Linked DNA regions of Homo sapiens: region 2 is linked to region 1. Evidence: chromatin loops called from intact Hi-C (ENCODE). Cell type or tissue: heart left ventricle. All regions are shown on one strand. Each heading gives the region's core, and the rest is flanking DNA. Links, peaks and the distances in the headings are about the cores only.

Region 1 (9,284 bases), core at 520-8,519:
ATAATGGTCTCTATTATCTTAACGATGAACAAGGAATCTGAGCCTGTTAGTGAGAAGGTGCACGACTTTTTTCCCAGGCCATCCAGGATTGTTTAGCATAGTGAGATGAAATTTACAAAAGGTAAGTGAATGATGAGAAGGAGTTAATATAATTTATTCCCCAATGTAATTTTCTCCACATTCTTAGGCAGGCAGGCCCCAGACACTTTGTCTTTTCACTCCATCATTCTCCTAATATGTAACAAGGGCCATTAAGCTAGGTAAAAAGATGAATTGCTAGAGATCATTATGCACGCTTTCAGCAGCCCATGAAATGTACCCAAGAACAATAAAGATATCTGATGACCTGTCAAGAAGATGCTTATGCAAATGAGAACATCATGATTATACTTCTGCTTGTTCATCTAAAGGCTATCGTGAAATATAGATTGAAAAACTTCACTTGCTCAGTAGCATCACAAATAAGAAGCTGGTTTTCGATTAGGTTATGCTAGAAATGAAAATTCATGGCCACATGCCTAATTCAGCTATAAAAGAAGACAATAATCGACATAGAACAGCATCCAACCTGATTTCCTTGGGAAACAATAATTTCATTACATGACAGTTCTTACCGCTCCCTTGAATTACAGTATTTGGTGCTGAAAATTACTTGTAATCCTCAGAAGTAAAATATATTGTGAGCATATATCATCAGCATCTTTCTGCTCTTAAATAGTAAGTGATATTTCTGACTTGAATTCAATAACCTTCAAGGTATCCATGAGAATTAAGACAGAAAGAGGTTGAGGCAATGGATATAAGCCATACAGCAAACTCCTCATGGGAGCATGAACTCAGCTCAGTTTTTCTGACACCCAGCCGCCTCCTCTCATGGCTATGTAGTGAGTGACATTGTATGCAAGAGTGAGGCATTGGCTTCAAGGAGGACCATGTGCATTAAATATTAGCTGTGTGGCCTTTGCCACAGTCTCCCTGGGCTTCAGTCTCACCATCTGCAAATGATAACAGTACCTATCTTGGAGGGTTATTATGAGAATTTAGATGAGGTAACACGTGTAATGTTCTTACCCTAGTGCCTGGCAGGTAATTAAGGATGCCACTTAACAAATGACAGTGATTATCAGATGAGACATCCATCTGCTTAGCTGACATCTCCACTTGAACCTCAATCTTAGCCTGTCCAAAAGTGAACTCTTCATTTTCTCCATCAAATGTGTTCCCCCAGTCTTCCTTCTTTCAATAAGCAGCAACTCCATTCTTTCTTTTGTTCAGGTCAGAAATTGTGGAGTCATCCTTGAAGCCACTTTTTTTCCCCTCATATTCCACATACTTCATCAGCAAATCCTGTCAGCTCTACCTCCAAAATGTATTTATAACCCAACCATGTCTCCCTACCTCCAGCTACCCCCTAGTCCACACCACCATAATCCCTGGCCCGGATCACAGCTCCAGCTTCTTCCTGTTTGGCTTGCTTCCTCCCTTGTCCCCCCTACAGTCTATTCTCTACACAACAGTCAGATAATTCAGACTATGGCGTTCCTCTCCTCGAAACTCCCCATGGCTTCTCTTCTTACACAGAGTAAAAGCCCAAGTCCTTCCAATGGCCTATAAGTCCCCCTGAGATGTGATCCCACCTACCTTGCTGCCCTGTCTCTGCTCACAGTTCCCATTGCTCATTCCTCCGTAACCACACTGACCTCCCTGCTTCATCATCCTTGGTAATGATACCATCTTATTATTTCTTAGTTTTATTTCTCCCTACCACCACCTCTATGATGTAAGTCCCATGAGAGCAGGGATTTAGTCTGCTTTGTTCATCCCGTTTCACAGAACAGGGCATATTTCTATTTGATGACTAGAAGGAAAGACACACAATGAATGCTTCATTATTATAAGAAATAGATAGGCCAGGCATGATGGCTTACGCCTATAATCCCAGCACTTTGGGAAGCCAAGGTGGGCAAGTGCTTGAGTCCAAGAGTTTAAGATCAGCCTGGGCAACATAGCAAGACCTCATCTCTACAAAAGAAAATTGAAAAAATAAGCCAGGTGTGGTGGCACATGCCTACAGTCCCAGCTACTCAGGAGGCTGAGGTGAGAGGATAGCTTGAGTCCAGCAGACAGAGGTTGCAGTGAGCCATCGCACCACTACACTCCAGCCTGGGCGACAGAGCAAGACCCTGTCTCAAAAAAAGAAAAAGAAAAAGAAATAGATGTGTTCCATGACGTTTGAGGTTTTAAGGGCTAAACCAGGGGTGTCCAGTCTTTGGGATTCCCCGGGCCACATTGGAAGAAGAAGAATTGTCTTGGGCCATACATAAAATATGCTAACACTAAGGATAGCTAATGAGCTAAAAAAGAAAATTGCACACAAAAAAATCTCATAATGTTTTAGGAAAGTTTACAAATTTGTGTTGGGCCACATTCAAAGCCTTCCCGGGCCACATGCAGCCCACAGGCCATGGATTGCACAAGCTTGGACTAAACTAAATGCTGCAAATTAAGGTTTATAAGTTCATCCTAAGTAAGTTTTTTTGAAAAGACTTAATCAATCAATTAAACAACTTGTTTCACTAATGAGAAAACCGAGGCCTAAAGACAAGCCCAAAGTCACATGGTATGTGCCAGAACCAGGATTCAAACAAGTTCTTCTACACCAAGTTCATGTACTTGCCCCTCAAGTTTATGCTGTCTATTAAGTCTGAAGCATACTGAAGTCTCAACTCCATAAATTATAGAAAATATATAGAAATTCAGTTCTGATTCCAACTGGCTCCAGGAATGGTTGACTAAGGATTTTGAAGAAAAGTATTTTATTTGATGTACAGTTTATTTAAAATCTTTGACTTTAGGTTGCAGAAGGTATACTATTATAAGTGATAAAACCAGTTGTTGAGAGTCCATGTCCCTATCACAGTGTTAAGTGCTTTACGAGGATTAGTGCAATGAGTCTTTACAACAGCCTTCGGAGGTACTATTATCCCCACTTTGTAGTGGAAGAAACCAAGGTTAGAGGAGGCTAGATAACTTGCAGAAGGTAGCACAGCTAGCAAGAGATGGGGCCATTATCTGTACTTGGGTGCTCTACCTCCACAGCCAATGCCCTACTGAATCAAGAAAGCTACACAGTTAACATTTTATGGTAAATGTTTCTTAAGGGTTTAGTTGCTCTGTAAGTTCATTTTATTTTGTCCACTCTTCTAAAAATGAGACATATTATAAATATCATTTTGAAAGCGTCTTTTACATATCTTAGTGAAACTTATGCTCATTTGCAAAATACATCATATGTGTATATTTCTCCTTAGAATGAACAATGCAGAAATTTAAACATATCCCTGGAGAAATGCTGAGTTTGGTTATCAGCACACCTTAAGGCATCAAATATTTTCATTAAAAACATGTGGAGACATGAAGGTTTGTGCTCCCTTTCTCAGACATCCACTGATGTCAATAGCAGTGATGATCTGAAATAAACAAAGTAGTTAGCTATAGTACGCCTCAGGAGTTTCTCGTGGAAGTGCCAAATAATGATACCGAAGGGAGGAAATGCTGAAACATGAAATGTGTGAGTAAGTGGGTTAGTCACTAAAGTTGTCATGGGTCAGGAGACATATCTTATGGCTTCTCAGAACTTAACATTCCAGAAATCACTGAAAAAGGTGAGAAAGTTCAGAGAAAATGAGACAACCTCAGAGTCTAGTGACGGTGTTTTCCAAAGAACACTGGATAAGGTAATTATGTTATTTCAATTTCAACTGCAAATTATATGATTCAAGGAGCACTTCATTACTCAAAATTCCTAAGGGGGAAAGATTATGTATTGGTACTACATTGTTTAAGATAAGAAACTTTTTAAACATCTAAGCCCTTATCTGAAACATTATCTACATACACAACGGCTCAAATGTGATTTTATGGAAATCGGTGAGTTAGAGAGGGAGAGTAAGTTGGATGGGGGAAACCTTGGACTATTCTAGGACAAAAAGTTCAGAAAATATTCCAGACCTTGGGAATTTGGTTATAGGTCTAGAGTGGAAGCCAAGAACAGAAAATGAGACAAAAGAGAATGAAACTCATCTGTTATTTCCCTTAACTGCTATCCACGGTGCCACCTCCTGGCTAGGAAAAAGGGGTAGTCATGTGAAATACTAGGTTTTCATATCTTTCCATCCCTTTAAGAGAAAATTCAGAAGAGATAAGAAAATCTTAGCATTTCCTTGTGAGTTTAACCATTCAGCTAAGGGAAATGCAGAAGACCAGGGCAAAGGCAAATGACCTCAGGGCCTCTTTTATCTGGGTTAATGAGGGAGTCAAGCACGAGCCTGTCTGGCTGGCTGCTTGTGCCTGCAGTTCTTCAGGGGCAGGGCAAATTATACTTAAGTTTTAAGTCTAGGGTTGAAAATACATCAGATTGGAAAAAAGGCTTGTCATTTTCGGGATGCTTATGTGTAACTCAGAATCAGAGTATATTCTGGTTTGAACTGGAAACTTAAATCTTGGAAATGTTTGGTTTGGTTTGGTTGGATACCATGGATTATGAAAAGAGCTCTGCACCAGGAGTGTGGAGACCTGAATTCCAAGCCTATGTGTGCTTTACTAGCTAGGCAGATGAGAACAGCTCATTCAGCTTCTGAGATTACAATAAAAGAGTTGGATTAGATGCTTATCTCTAAGTTTCCTTGCAGCTCTATGAATCTTCTATGAATCTTTATTCGAGAACAGCTGTCTAAAAGAAATGCCATGTGAGCCATAGATGTAAGCCTCAAATGTTATTTGGTCTTCCAGTAGCCACATTAAAATTTTTTAAAAACTGATTACATTAGTTTTAATATATGTTATTTAGCCCAATCATAGGGCCAAAATTGTATTACTTCAATATGTAATTGCTATTAAATAGCAGTTTTGTATTAAATAATATTAATTATTTTACATTATTTTCTTTGTACTAAAACTTCAAAATTGGTGTGTATTTTAAACTTGCATCATATCTTAATTTGGACTAGCCACATTTCAAGTGCTCATTAGTTATATGTCCCTAATGGCTGCTGCAATGGACAAATAGATATAAAAGGCTTCAATCTTTTCTTTTCTTTTCCTTTCCTTTCCTTTCCTTTCCTTTCCTTTCCTTTCCTTTCCTTTCCTTTTCTTTTTTGTTTTGTTTTTGAGATGGAGACTTGCTCTGTCACCAGGCTGGAGTGTGCAACCTCTGTCTCCCAGGATCAAGCCATTCCCCTGCCTCAGCCTCCCGAGTAGCTGGGACTACAGGTGCGCACCACCACGCCCGGCTAAATTTTTGTATTTTAGTAGAGACGGGGTTTCACCATGTTGGCCAGGATGGTCTCAATCTCCTGACCTCGTGATCTGCCTGCCTCAGCCTCCCAAAGTGCTGGGATTACAGGCGTGAGCCACAGAGCCCAGACTCAACTTTTCTTACATAAAGAATATGAAGCCTATACCCTGCCTTCAAAATTAGAATCCACTTAAAGTAGAAAATGTATTCATTGAAATGTTAGGTTCAACATGTTGAGGGTGATATAAAGGAAAAAGTGACAATAAAAACAAGGGATAGGACTTTTGACAGGAATTGCCAATGGAAAGATACAAAGGCAAGGTGTGTCATGTAGAGATGAGAAGGTTGGGCAGAAATAATGTATGCCACCTCCAGGCCTGGAGCACAAAATCTACCCACATAATCCTCCACTGTCTATCTGCCCTTATCTGCAGATGTATGCACAGTGTCCACTTAGTGTCTTTGTGGCCCTAAGAATCATGAAGCCACTAGCCATTAGGTCAGGGATTATTTTTTCTTTTTGTTTGTTTTTTTTTTTTAGAGCCAAATTCTCACTCTTGCCTAGGCCGGAATGCAGTTGTGCAATCACAGCTCACTGCAGCATCTCTTGATCCTGGGTTCCAGCGATCTTCCTACCTCAGCCTCCTTAGCAGCTAGGACTACAAGCATGCGCCACTACATTTGGCTCATTTTTGTTTTTTGTAGAGACGAGGTCTCACTATGTTGCCCAGGCTGGCCTCAAACTCCTGGTCTCAAGCGATCCTCTTGCCTTGGGCCTTCTAAGGTGCTGGAATATGCCCAGCCAGGTCAGAGATTATTGATCTGGAGCCTGTAGACCCTCATGGGCTCTGTGGATAGAATTCAGGCCATCCAAACACTGAATGGAGGAAAAGAACACCTGTGTTTTATTAACCTTCAACTCAAATTCAGCACTTCTCCAACCCTGAATGTAGGCAACAAAACAGTGTAATTTAGCAGTACTTGTGACTTTGTCACCAATAGAGCTCACAGATGTTTTCGTAGCACATTTAAGTTGCTGCATATCTTAGAATAGCACTTCTTCAAAATGACAGTAGTTATTAAACCCTCCATGAGACCTTGTCATTGAATGCATTAATAAAGAGCACATATATTACCATATCACAGATTTTAAAAATATTTTGATAACTACAGTTCAATAAAATTGGTTTCTTTTATCATCCTCTCTATATTTTTTTCATTTAAAAATGTTACTCTAAAAAGGGGTCCATAGGCTTTAACAAACCACCAAAGGTGTCCATGGTACCATGCACTAGATGAAAAGAGTCTGGGTCCACACACAAGCCCACTGCCCTTCATTAGCCCCCCACCAAATCACCCTGGATAGTGTGATGAGTGAGATACAAATCACTATAAGCCACTGAGCGTTGATGTCTGTTTCAGCAGTTAGACCATTCTAATTAATGTACAACTGAAACATGGCTTCAGGCCACTGCCACTGGTTAACATTGCCACCAGCTTCCCTGCATTGAAGAGAAGACACCAGCAGTGATGTGCTGGTAAACTGGGTCTCAAAAACCAACAACAACACAAAAAGACTCCCACCATCGCTGGTTTCAAGCTATCAATGTGATATCACTGAGCTCACAGTTAGGAAAAGATGCCTGGATTCAGCTGTTGCCAGCCAGTGTGAGCTGGCTCCTAGCACAGCACTGGGGTTGCTCTCCCTCACAACCATTCCGAGAAGGGTGTCTTCCTATTGTCCTTCCCTGGTTTGAGGGGAGGAGTATGTGTAGGACCTTGAGAATAGTTGTTTAAAGGTGCCTATTTAAACCCTGCGTCCGACTCTTTCATAATGAATAAATAAAGCAGAATACCTCACAGGCAGTAATTTGTAAATTCAACAAGCTGTTGAAAAGAACCTAATTAGTACTAATTACAACACTAGAGTGTCCCAACACATTATAATGCCATTGCTTCTGTAGAGGCATTGTGTTTAAACACTCTGAAACATTAATTAGTCTGCAGAACAAATGTGTGGGCTAGGTATTATTCAGCAGTATGTGAAAGCCAATCATTTACTCTGCAAAGGCCTGATGCCATTACTGATAGTAAAACAAATTGATTAACATAATGGTAGGACTGGGAAATGTGAGAATTATATCACATTTATTACATTATATTATTCATTTCTGACCCTCCTTTTCTCACTGGGCATTACTACTGTCCTCATTTTCATAGGAGAAACTGAAGGCAGCCAGTTGACAAGTCCAAAATCTCCAGAGAATCCAACTTCAGATTCAGCGAGTCCTCAGGAAATTATCGTGCCTGTTTTCCAAAGGTGAAAGCTCCATTTATTTATTTTTTATTGTATGCCTTACTTCCCAAATATAAATATTTTATTTGATAATGAAGAAGTTGCATAAAGGTATCATTTTATTTAAAGTTAGCTTAAAGTGGCTGCAAAGGCTGCTTTGGGCTATTCATAAATTCCATATTAGGTGTTGCTAACATTTAGGTGACTTTTAATTTCTGGATTAAGCTATTTATAATCTACCATCTCACCCACTGAAAATATCCACTTCAAAAAGTAGCCAAAGGCCTGGCACAGTGACTCACGCCTGTAATCCCAGCATTTTGGGAGGCCAAGGCAGGTGGATCACTTGAGGTCAGGAGTTCAAGACCAGCCTGGCCAACATAGTGAAACCCCATCTCTACTAAAAATACAAAACAATAAAAAATAGCCAACTGTGGTGGTAGGAGCCTGTAGTCCCAGCTACTCAGGAGGCTGAGGCATGAGAATCGCTTGAAGCTGGAAGGCAGAGGTTGCAGAGAGCCAAGATCACACCACTGCACTCCAGCTTGTGTGACAGAGGAGTCACACACACACACACACACACACACACACACACACACAAATAGCCAAATAATTTAGAATTAAGATATTGAATCAAAAGTTTAGTAAATGTTTCCACTTAGCTCATTTAAGGTAGCTAAAGCAGCTGAGCGTTCAAATCCTATCACGCTGATACTCCTTTTCATTAAAGAAAAAGCTATGTATACTTGGAATTTCTAAAAGAAACACTTAGAATTTCTGGAAGAGCATTTGATACCCTGTTACCTTTCGTCTAAGATATTTACTTGCCTGGCACATAGTAGGCACTCAATAAATGTTAGCTTTTACTACAGTGATTATCATTTCTCAGGCCAGGAGTTAGCATTTTTAGTTAGGAACTGATATCTCACTTGACATGCTCAGGTCTTAGTCATGCTCTAAAATTCTTACTTACTTTAAATGTAAACCATACATTTCAATTATTGTTACTAATTTAATTCTCCTCTCTAACAAAACCATTTTAAATATTTATACTCCAGATATTACACATTTGCCATTGTTGCTCATAAAATTTGGCTTTATTTTAACTCTAAGCCTGCATCTGCTTTGCTTAGGCAATTTTTCCTGTATAACTTGTGTTGAATGAGTTACACAGGAAATAATCCTTTAAACAAACGCATTCAATCCAAATTTGGAAAATCTCTGAATTCTTTTTAGCTAATCATGGAAATTGTCACTTGTTCTGTGTGCGAACCAGAATTAAGGGCACAAGGCCACCAATAATGATGTGCTTTTTAAAGGAACATCCACAGTTTTCCCTCATTTCTGAACTGATCCTGCTCAGCTGTCTGGCCCCAGACCAGCCACATCTCAGCAGCTCCCAGTGTACATTCAGTTCTCTGCAGGCTACTTCGTTCCTCTCCCAACTCCATGGAGAATGTTGGTAGCAGGGCAGTACAGCTACATTCTGCCTAGATGTTCCAGCAGGCTACAGAAACACAGTAGTCATATTGCTCTTGCCTGAAGACTGGAGACTAGGAAGATTTTTTTATATCTTCCATTTTTCTCATCATGTTCACGTTTGCCTCTGTGTTCGCACATGGAGCATATAATGACTGCTTTACCATCTTTGTCTGCTAATTTCGCCATGTCTATAATTCCTGAGTCTATTTC
Region 2 (9,284 bases), core at 738-8,737, 62 kb before region 1:
ATCAAACAATCCTCCTTGCCCTCTCCAAGAATGTCATAATTTTGTACAAGCAACCAAAAGCAACATTGATCCTTTGCATTTAAAAAGCCTCAACAAACCCATAAAATTCATTCCTTTTAGCCTCTAGTTATCTCTCAACCTTTTACAACAATTTTCCAGATGCCATCAGTGAATTTTTTCTGAGTTACAAGAATATCACAACTGATCTACTGTAGAATATTCTATTTTAAAAGTCAGAAGGTCACAACACACAATTTTAAAAAGTCATTAAAATGCCCCAATCTGAAGCCTTGGGCCAACTGGGATTAATCACACAGGACTTGTGTTTTTTAGTCCTTTTCATTCCCTCCAATATGATTACAGCAATAAATCAATAAACATATTGTCTCTTCTGGCTGATTTCATTGGAAAGTTTTAGAGAGATTTGGATGAGTCAACATGTTGGTATTCCCATTTCTAGCTGCAGCTCCACTGCCAAGGGCATATAAGTAGATGTAAAAGAAAATATAATAATATGCATAGTGCACATAAAGTGTTGTTTTAGCATGAATTACTTAGTAATAATTTGTTAATCTTAGTTTATGGTCCATGTACCAATCCTGTAATTGTGTTATTAAAAACACTATGTTAAGCACTCAGCACCGAAATAACAATTGATAAAATGATTATGTTTTTCTCCATAAATTCTAATGAAATTATTATGTCCGTTAATAAGAACCAGGGCTCTCTTCAAGAACCAAGTAATTACTATGTAGTATGATTTATGCAAAGCCAAATGGAGTTATTACATTATCCACACTTCATGAATCTCTATGAATTGCCTTATTTAGTCTATATATTATCCATCATTTCTCCACATGTAAAAAGTGGAATGAATGAGAATCAAAGAAGGTTAGACCTAGAAAGACCCTTCTAGGTTTTTAAGTTCAAAGCCCTGTTTTTGAGTTGGAGAAACAGAAACCAGAGCTGTTCAGCAGCCGGCTAAGCTAAAGCATTTGGTAAGTGGCACAGCCAGAACTAGATAAAAATCCAATCTCCCAATTATCTTTCCATGGCAGCATCCCAGCTTTATTTATAGATATGCAAATTAATGCAATGCTTTTTTTTTTCACAGTAGCTATGAGTTACTGTAACACTTATTAAAAGGTTTTTTGTCTATTTAGGGTATTTAGTTGCATATCATCCTAAAATTAGAAAAATAGTATTCCCTGACAGGTCCAGGCTTGCTTACTAGAAGATGGGATTGTATATTTCATGGACTGGGCCCTACCTGTTTATTTCTGCTGCCTTGTGGAGTGCTATCAAAGCCTGCAATATATTCCAAAAGCTTCAAGATACCTGGCTGACAGCACATTTTCCATGTGCTAGAAACACAGAGACTGACTGTGTATTATTGAATGGGATTAGAAATAATGGAAGTGGTAAAATGTTTTCCTCAACTAGAGAAATCACATCTTCCACTTGTCTATGGGACATGAGTGACTAGCCCAGGGTTTCTCAACCTTGGCACTACTGATACTTTGTACCAGATAACTCTTCCTTGTTAGGGTCTGTCCTGTGCATGGTAGGATGTTTTGTAGCATCCCTGGCCTCTATTCACTAAATGCCATAGCACCCCGATTCCAATTGTGACAAACAAAAATGTCTCCAGATGCTGCCAAATGTCCCTGGAGGGAAATCCCTCTCCTTCACAGAGAAACACTGCTCCAGCTAAACAAAGAAGCTTAGTCATTTTGCCTTGGAAAAGAATGATCAGCAACTCACCAAGAGGGTCTGGGAAATGCCTGTCAGACAACAGATTATATTCATCTTCTGAGGTTAACACCTTGCCACCGGCTGGAAGAATTCGACATTTAGGAGCAGCTCCTCTCTGATAGGCCTGGGGAGGGAAAGGCACACAGGAATGATATCTTTTTCCCCATTTGATTTTTGGAAAATATCAGGGATATAACAAATAGACAGATTCAGACATTCAGAGATAGCAATCCCCATACTATGTTATTGAGTTATAGTCATTTACTCAAAAAATATGTTTTGAATACCTGCTAATGGCAAGGTAATATTTTAATACTTTCATGTGACAGTCACAACATGGTAAATCAGAGTCCCTAATCTCAGGGAGATTTACCCTAGGTATGTTCTCGAATGTGGAAAACATAATCTCAGTAACCCTGAAAGTCTGCACCACATTTGCCATTTCAGATGCTAACAACTAAATCATTCTGATAATAACCACAAAGGTGACGATCACACAAATACTGCACAGAATGCTTGGTGACTGATGTGGGCCACATAGGATGACTAATGAGACTGTGGAACACGTAGCTGCAATGATAGTTACCATGGATTTTCATCAAAACATGAAAATGTTGGCATAAAATATGCCACTATTTTGCCCTCAGATGTGAAACTGTTTTGCAGCAAAATGGTTGAGATGGAAGTACAGCACTGTGACATCAGAACAAATGCTGGCCAGCAGACAAGAAGCTCTGCTATTTGAGACACAGAAAAGAGGCACAGGGCATTGCCAAAGCAGTTTGGTAAGCACCTATGCCCACAAGGACATGCAGATAAGATAACATTTAAGTATGTGCATCTGACGGGAGGGCTTAAGTCAAGGCAAAATTCTGAAACTAGTAATCTAAAGGCAAGTTGAGAATTGAAACTAAGAAAGTTTGAGACCCAAAATCTAGAATTTACTCTTGGAAATGACTAAATAATGTTGATCTGACCAACATAATCAGAGTAACGATAACACGTTCTGCAGCAATAAGATAGTGAAGAGATCCAAATGAAACAAACTCTCAGATATCTAAATTACTTGTAACAACGACTAATCAACTGCTTAAGCATGTGAGGGAACCAGAATATACCCACTAACACAGAATTCTGGCAGCCTGACCTATTCATCCTAAGAAAGACGATTGGAGGACTCTTCTGAATAAATGATTAACCCAGGAAGGAGGATCTATACATAATTGAGGGCTCCCCATGAAATAATACCTTACAGCTCTAAGAACTCCCACAGAGCTACATTATAGTGAAACAATAATGTTGAGAGAAGAATCTAAACTTGTATGATATTAAGAAGATTTACAAGCAATTTGATTTAGACTGGACTCAAAAGTGAATTGTATTACTAGTTATAACAGGCCCCAATATTGGCTTTTATAAGCATTATACCACTTAATCCTCAAAACAGTACTATGCATTACATGTTATCTCCATTTTTCAAATGGGAAACATGAAGCTCAAAGAGACTGAATAACTTGCCCATGGCCCAGCAGTGAGTAGGTGACACATCCAGGATTTATATTCATGCCTGTCCAGCCCCAGTGCACACAAAATAGAAACTGATTATCAAGTGAGAATGTTTTACTTTTCCTGTTTAATTGCCAGCCAGAATTGGACTCTAAATAAAATAATAGATGACTTACAGGTACTTAATGCATAATTCTTAGATATAATTTTATAAGATACTTCCATAAATTAAAAAAAGAAGATATTATTAAAACTTCAAGAAATTATGACAAACTGCGTGGACTTTAAAAGAATTCCAAGTTTCAAAAAACACTTGGTTATTACCAAATTAAGTCACCATATCTTAACAATTTGAACAGGTTCAGTTAAAAACGATGAACAAAGAAAAAGCAGTGCAATGTACAAACTGCAAGCTGAGAGAGCAAGCTGAAATAAGTGAAAAGAGGAAAAACACCAACATTTGATTCAAAATGAAACCTCAGTTAGTGTTAAATGCAGTGAAAAACTTTAATAAATCCAAGAACAAGATCTAGGGCTGTTTCTTCCCAATGGGTTAGTAGTAATCATACCAGCAACTGCTCCACACCCAGCTCTAGCTTTACCACAGGCCCAGCCATATGCTAAATGCTTCCGTACATTCATTCACTTACTCCTCTCAACACCATGGCAAAGAAATCACGCAGATCTCATTTTACAGATGAGAAAACTGAGGCTCAAGATTTATAGCTTAGGCAAGGGCGCCTATCTAGTAAGTGGTAAAGGTATGAGTCAAAGCCCATAGTATGAACCATATTATGCTACACTGTCCCTCCTCAAGCTCCTCTGAAAGGACGTTGTAATGAGTCATACAAAACATAAGGTGTCTTGTTATTATCATCACTATTTGTAGTGTATTGATACTTTGTTGCTGAGTACAAATTAAGTGTTGAATAAAATCCTAATATTGATAAGCAGAGAAAATATTAGCTTAATAAATGTTGAAAAGAGTAAGTCTACCCAAGAGAGCACTTGAGCTTTGCCTGGTAGCCTGTGAAATAAGTTTGTAGTATATTTTATTTCTATTTTCCATCAGAAATGGGAAGGAAACAGATTGGTCTGTCAGTCTGAAGCCTCTTCCTAGCATCAGGTGTAGTCCTCACAGTGCTCTGTGAAGACTATCTTGACTACTCTTTTTTTATTTTTTTTGAGATAGAGTCTCACTCTGTCACCCAGGCTGGAGTGCATTGGGGTGATCTCAGCTCACTGCAACCTCAACCTCCCGAGTTCAAGTGATTCTCCTGCCTCACCCTCTTGAGTATCTGAGACTACAGGCATGCACCAGCATGCCCAGCTAATTTTTGTATTTTTAGTAGAGATGAGGTTTCATCATGTTGGCCATGCTGGTCTCTAACTCCTGACCTCGGGTGATCCACCTGCCTTGGCCTCCCAAAGTGCTGGGATTACAGGCATGAGCTACTGCACCTCGCCATCTTGACTATTCTTGAGCTTAGAGGCCAGAGAGCAGAGTTTTAAATCTGTTACTGTCGTTCACTGATAAATAGTAGCTGTTCATTTCAAAGGGAGCTTGAGGGTCTATGCAGACTAAAAAATGTGTACAGTATGAGATCTGGGAGGATAGTGGGATCATTTGACCTAACTGTTTAGCTTAATTGAGGACTGAAGGCAAGAAGTCACTTGTCAACAGGTTCATTTCTAGTTAATGGCACAACTTGACCTAACCTTTAGTTTGCCAAATTCACTGCCTGCTATTCTTTCCCCTATACCACACTACCTTCCTACATAAGGAAAGAAATGGGAACCAATAAAAACTAAAGTCCTCCCAGGGGCTGAATGCTTTACACCCATTATCTCACTTTCTCCACATTTTACAGACAAGGAAAATAGTGAAATAACCAGAAAAAAGTTAAATGAAAAAAAAATACCTCCATGGAAATAAAGTATGTGAGGCATTCTGAATTCCTAGGAACCCAGGAAAACCCAGGCAGATTCAAATTTAATAGCAACCTATGAAATAACTCCTGAGCCACCTGTCATGCACAGGGCTTCAGAGTGGGAAGACAGAGACATAGAGCAGAGATGTCAGGATGGTGGCTGAGAAAGACCTCAAGGCTGAATGATCATAGGAAAGGCTCCCATGCCAAATACTGGTCCTTCTGTCTTCATACTCACTTGCAATCACTTGTTCAAAGTCTATCTTGCCACTAGACGGCAAGCATCTGTCTTATCAACTGCTGTATACCCAGAACCTTGTATAACACTTGGTATGCAGTAGGCATTCAATCAGTATCTGTTAGCTGAAATAGATACCTACATGAATGAGTGCTTATTGAATGAATCAGTCTCTATTTTTGTACCAGTACCATGCTGATTTTGTTAGTATAGCCTTGTAGGAAGGAGAGGGCACACCAATCAACCGAGCCAAACTTTTAAGAACAGTGTAAGAATCAGTAGTAACAAAGAAGTGTCTTACCTCTTTATTCTCATAGCTCTCCACAGCATAATCATTTTTAACTACAACGTATCTCTCCTTCCACTTCTTTATGTCTTCAGAAAATTGTGATAGCTCTGCTTCATACAAAATAGTTCCAGGCGCCAATGGTGGCTTAAAGAAGATGAATACAATTAACTATCACAACAAAAGATAACACACCTTGTTACCACAAAGTTATCCATGCTATTTCAAGGAATAGTTTAGGAAACTATCTTCCACTGAGATCCTGGGGAAACTGTTGCTTCCTCCTCTCCCCCCACAATTTCCCTTTCCTACTCCACTTGACCCAATGTAAATATTTGTCTTATTGGTATTTTTATGATTTTCATTTCCCTCTATTATGCTATAGGAACAGAAGCATATGGTAGAAGGAATTATAGTAATAAGGTTATTATGCCTTGCATGCATGTGGCACTCAATAAATGCTTGATAAACTCTATGGGAGAGAGGGAGTGAGGCAGGAAAGTGTAAGTGTGGATACCTACCTGGACACCCTGAACATGACTCAGGGTTAATCCCCGCAAAGCGGGAGAATTAACAGACCGTTCCCCTATCCATTACACCTGCCGATGCTGCCTCCAATTCTCAATGGTTTTCCTAAACCCAAAGCCATGGGGACCCCTCTCCATGCTACTCAAGGAGATCATGTTTGCTATTTGGTTAAAGAACAAGCAGGTATCAAGCCAGAACACCTGAGTTCCACCGCTTCTACTGAAAAGTTTGAGGATTTCTTATTAACTGTGGTGATATATGTGCTGTGCGGGCATTTCCATTAGATTCCTAGTTACATCTTCCATTGGATTAACTGTGTAAGGATAATTCCCATCCGGCTTCATTGTGTAATTTTCATATTATTTCAAAATATACAAATGGGCCTCTTTTCTTTTACATGTCACTGAGTTTACATCTATTTTCCCTTTATTAAAAAATCATAGTGCCTTCAGAAACTTACCCCTCTACTTTCAAGTAAAATTTTAAATGAGCTATACAGAAAAAAAATAGATATGCCAATCTCTTTTAAGAATAATCTAAGGGATGAAACAAATTCCCTTCCAAATTCCAGTGCTTAATGAGGCAAGATAGGAGACAGATAATGCGGCAGTCCCCTATCTTGCCTCATTAAAAGGTAAGAGAGAATCTCTTCTCTTTAAATGAAACTGAAACCATGGCATAAGCTGAACTTCATAGTTCTTATGTGCAGCTTTTCTTAAAACCTGGACCACTTAATCAACTGATAAGCTTGTTAAAAATGGGGCCTCACGATAGACTTACTATATCAGAATCTCTGGAGCTGTGGGCCATAATGTGCATTTTAACAAGCTCCCTAAATTTTGAGATCACTGTTTTATGAGGGAAAGCAATCACTTATCCCTATGTACTCATGCTGCTAAATATATTGGTTAACTTCTCAGCATTATGTGACTCACTTATCACTTATTCTCTCTTGAAACCCCTTCTTTTTTATTTTTAGTTTTTTAAATTTTATATTCAAGGGGTACGTGTGTTTCTTACATGGGTATTACGTGTAACGGTGGGGACTGGGCTCCTAGTGTACCCATTACCCAAATCTTGAGCATTGTACCCAATAGGTAATTTTTCAACCCTTACTCCCCTCCCACCTTCCCCACTTTTGGAGTCTCCAGAGTCTATTCTCTCCATCTTTATGTCCATGTGTACCCATTATTTAGCTCCTGCTTATAACTGAAAACATGTGGTATTTGATTTTCTGTTTCTGAGTTAGTTCACTTAGGATAATGGCCTCCAGCTCCATCCATGTTGTTGCAAAGGGTATGATTTTGTTCTTTTTTATGACTGTGTAGCATCCTGTGGTGTATATATACCACATTTTTTTTATCCAATCAACCGCTGGTGCACACTTAGGTTGGTTCCATGGCTTTGCTATTAAAAATAGTGCTGTGATAAACACACACATACAGGAGTCTTTTTATATAATGATTTATTTTCCTTTGGGTAGATACCCAGTAGTAGGATTGCTGAGTCGAATGATAGTTCTTTTTTAGTTATTTGTGATATCTCCATACTATTTTCCGTAGGGGTTGAACTAATTTACATTCCCACTAACAGTGTATGAGCATTTCCTTTTCTCCACATCCACATCATCTGTTATTTTTTGACTTTTTAATGACATTCATTCTTACTGCTGTAAGATGATATCTTGGTGTGGTTTTAATATACATTTCTCTGATGATTGGTGATATTGAGCATATTTTCATGTGTTTGTTGTCCACTTGTATGTCTTCTTTTGAGAAATGTCTGTTCATGTCCTTTGCCCAGTTTTTAATGGGGTTGTTTTTTCTTGTTGAGTTTCTTGTAGATTCTGGATATTAGTCCTTTGTTAGGGGCATAATTTGCAAATATTTCTCCCATTTTGTAGGTTATCTGTTTATTTTGTTGACTATTTCTTTTTTGTGTATAGGCTTTTTAGCATAACTAAGTCCCATTTCTCTATTTTTGTTTTTGTTGCATTTGTTTTTGGGGTCTTCATCACAAATTCTTTTCCTGGGCAAATGTCCAGAAGAGTTTTTCCTAAGTTTTCTTTTAAGATTTCTATAGTTTCAGGACTTACACTTAGGTTTTTAATCCATCTGAAGTTAATTTTTGTATATAATGAGAGATAGGGGTCCAGTTTCATTCTTCTGCATATGACTAGCCAGTTTTCTCAGCACCTTTTATTGAATGGGGTATCCTTTCTTCATTATTTATTTTTGTTGATTTTATCAAAGATCAGTTGGTTGTAGGTATGTGGCTTTATTTCTGGGTTCTCCATTCTGTTCCATTGGTCTATGTGTCTATTTTTGTACCAGTACCATGCTGATTTAGTTAGTATAGCCTTGTAGTATAATTTGAAGTCAGGCAATGTGATGTCTCCAGATTTGTTCCCTTGCTTGGGCGTGCTTTGGCTATTCAGGCTTTTATTTGTTCCCTATGAACTTTAGGATTAATTTTTCTAATTTTGTGTAAGATGACATTGGTAATTTGATAGCAATTGAATTGGAGCTGTATATTGCTTTGGGGAACATGGTCATTTTAATGATAGTGATTTTTCCAATCTGTGAGCATGGGATGTGTTTCCATTAGTTTGTGTTGCCTACAATTTCTTTCATCCGTGTTTTGTAGTCCTTGTAGAGATCTTTCATCTCCTTGGTTAAATGTACTCCTAAGTGTGTGTGTGTGTGTGTGTGTGTGTGTGTGTGTGTGTGTGGTGGGTGGGGGTGGCTATTATAAATGGGATTGAGTTCTTAATTTTGAAACCCCTTTTTTATTTGCCTTCTGGGACATTATGCTTTTCTGATTTTTCTCCTACTCCATAGACCGTTTCTTCTTAGTCCATTTTGCTGGATCCTTCTCCTTTTTCTGATCTCCAAATGCTGAAGGGGCCAGTGTACTGTTTCTTTTCTCTGTCTATAGTCTTTCCCTGTTTTATGGCCCATGGCCTTAATACTAGTTATAAGCTAACATCTTCCAAATTTCTATTCTCCAGGCTCAATCACTCTGCTGAGCTCCAAATGAA

What was found. A loop is a pair of places that touch in the nucleus more often than their neighbours do. Peaks named below come from ENCODE experiments on the same cell type or tissue, not always from the same donor. Only the 100,000 strongest peaks of a DNase experiment are listed, where the experiment ranks them.
Region 2: it touches region 1 in a loop (3-fold over the local background); 20 of 110 quality-filtered maps call a loop at or near these places.

Annotation. Positions count from the first base shown.
Region 1 is chr1:184,950,211-184,959,494 of GRCh38, forward strand. The region is part of intron 1 of NIBAN1 (niban apoptosis regulator 1); the gene reads right to left. Among named protein-coding and RNA genes, the nearest start is that of NIBAN1, 20 kb to the right of the region's middle. In heart left ventricle, for the core only: a CTCF peak has its summit at 4,114 (motif pointing left); no DNase peak of the experiment used is centred there; H3K27ac peaks cover 3,304 bases.
Region 2 is chr1:184,888,344-184,897,627 of GRCh38, forward strand. NIBAN1 (niban apoptosis regulator 1) reads right to left here. Exons shown (of 14, transcript NM_052966.4): 3 at 5,732-5,863; 4 at 1,765-1,879. Among named protein-coding and RNA genes, the nearest start is that of NIBAN1, 82 kb to the right of the region's middle. In heart left ventricle, for the core only: no CTCF peak of the experiment used is centred there; no DNase peak of the experiment used is centred there; H3K4me3 peaks cover 612 bases; H3K27ac peaks cover 5,487 bases.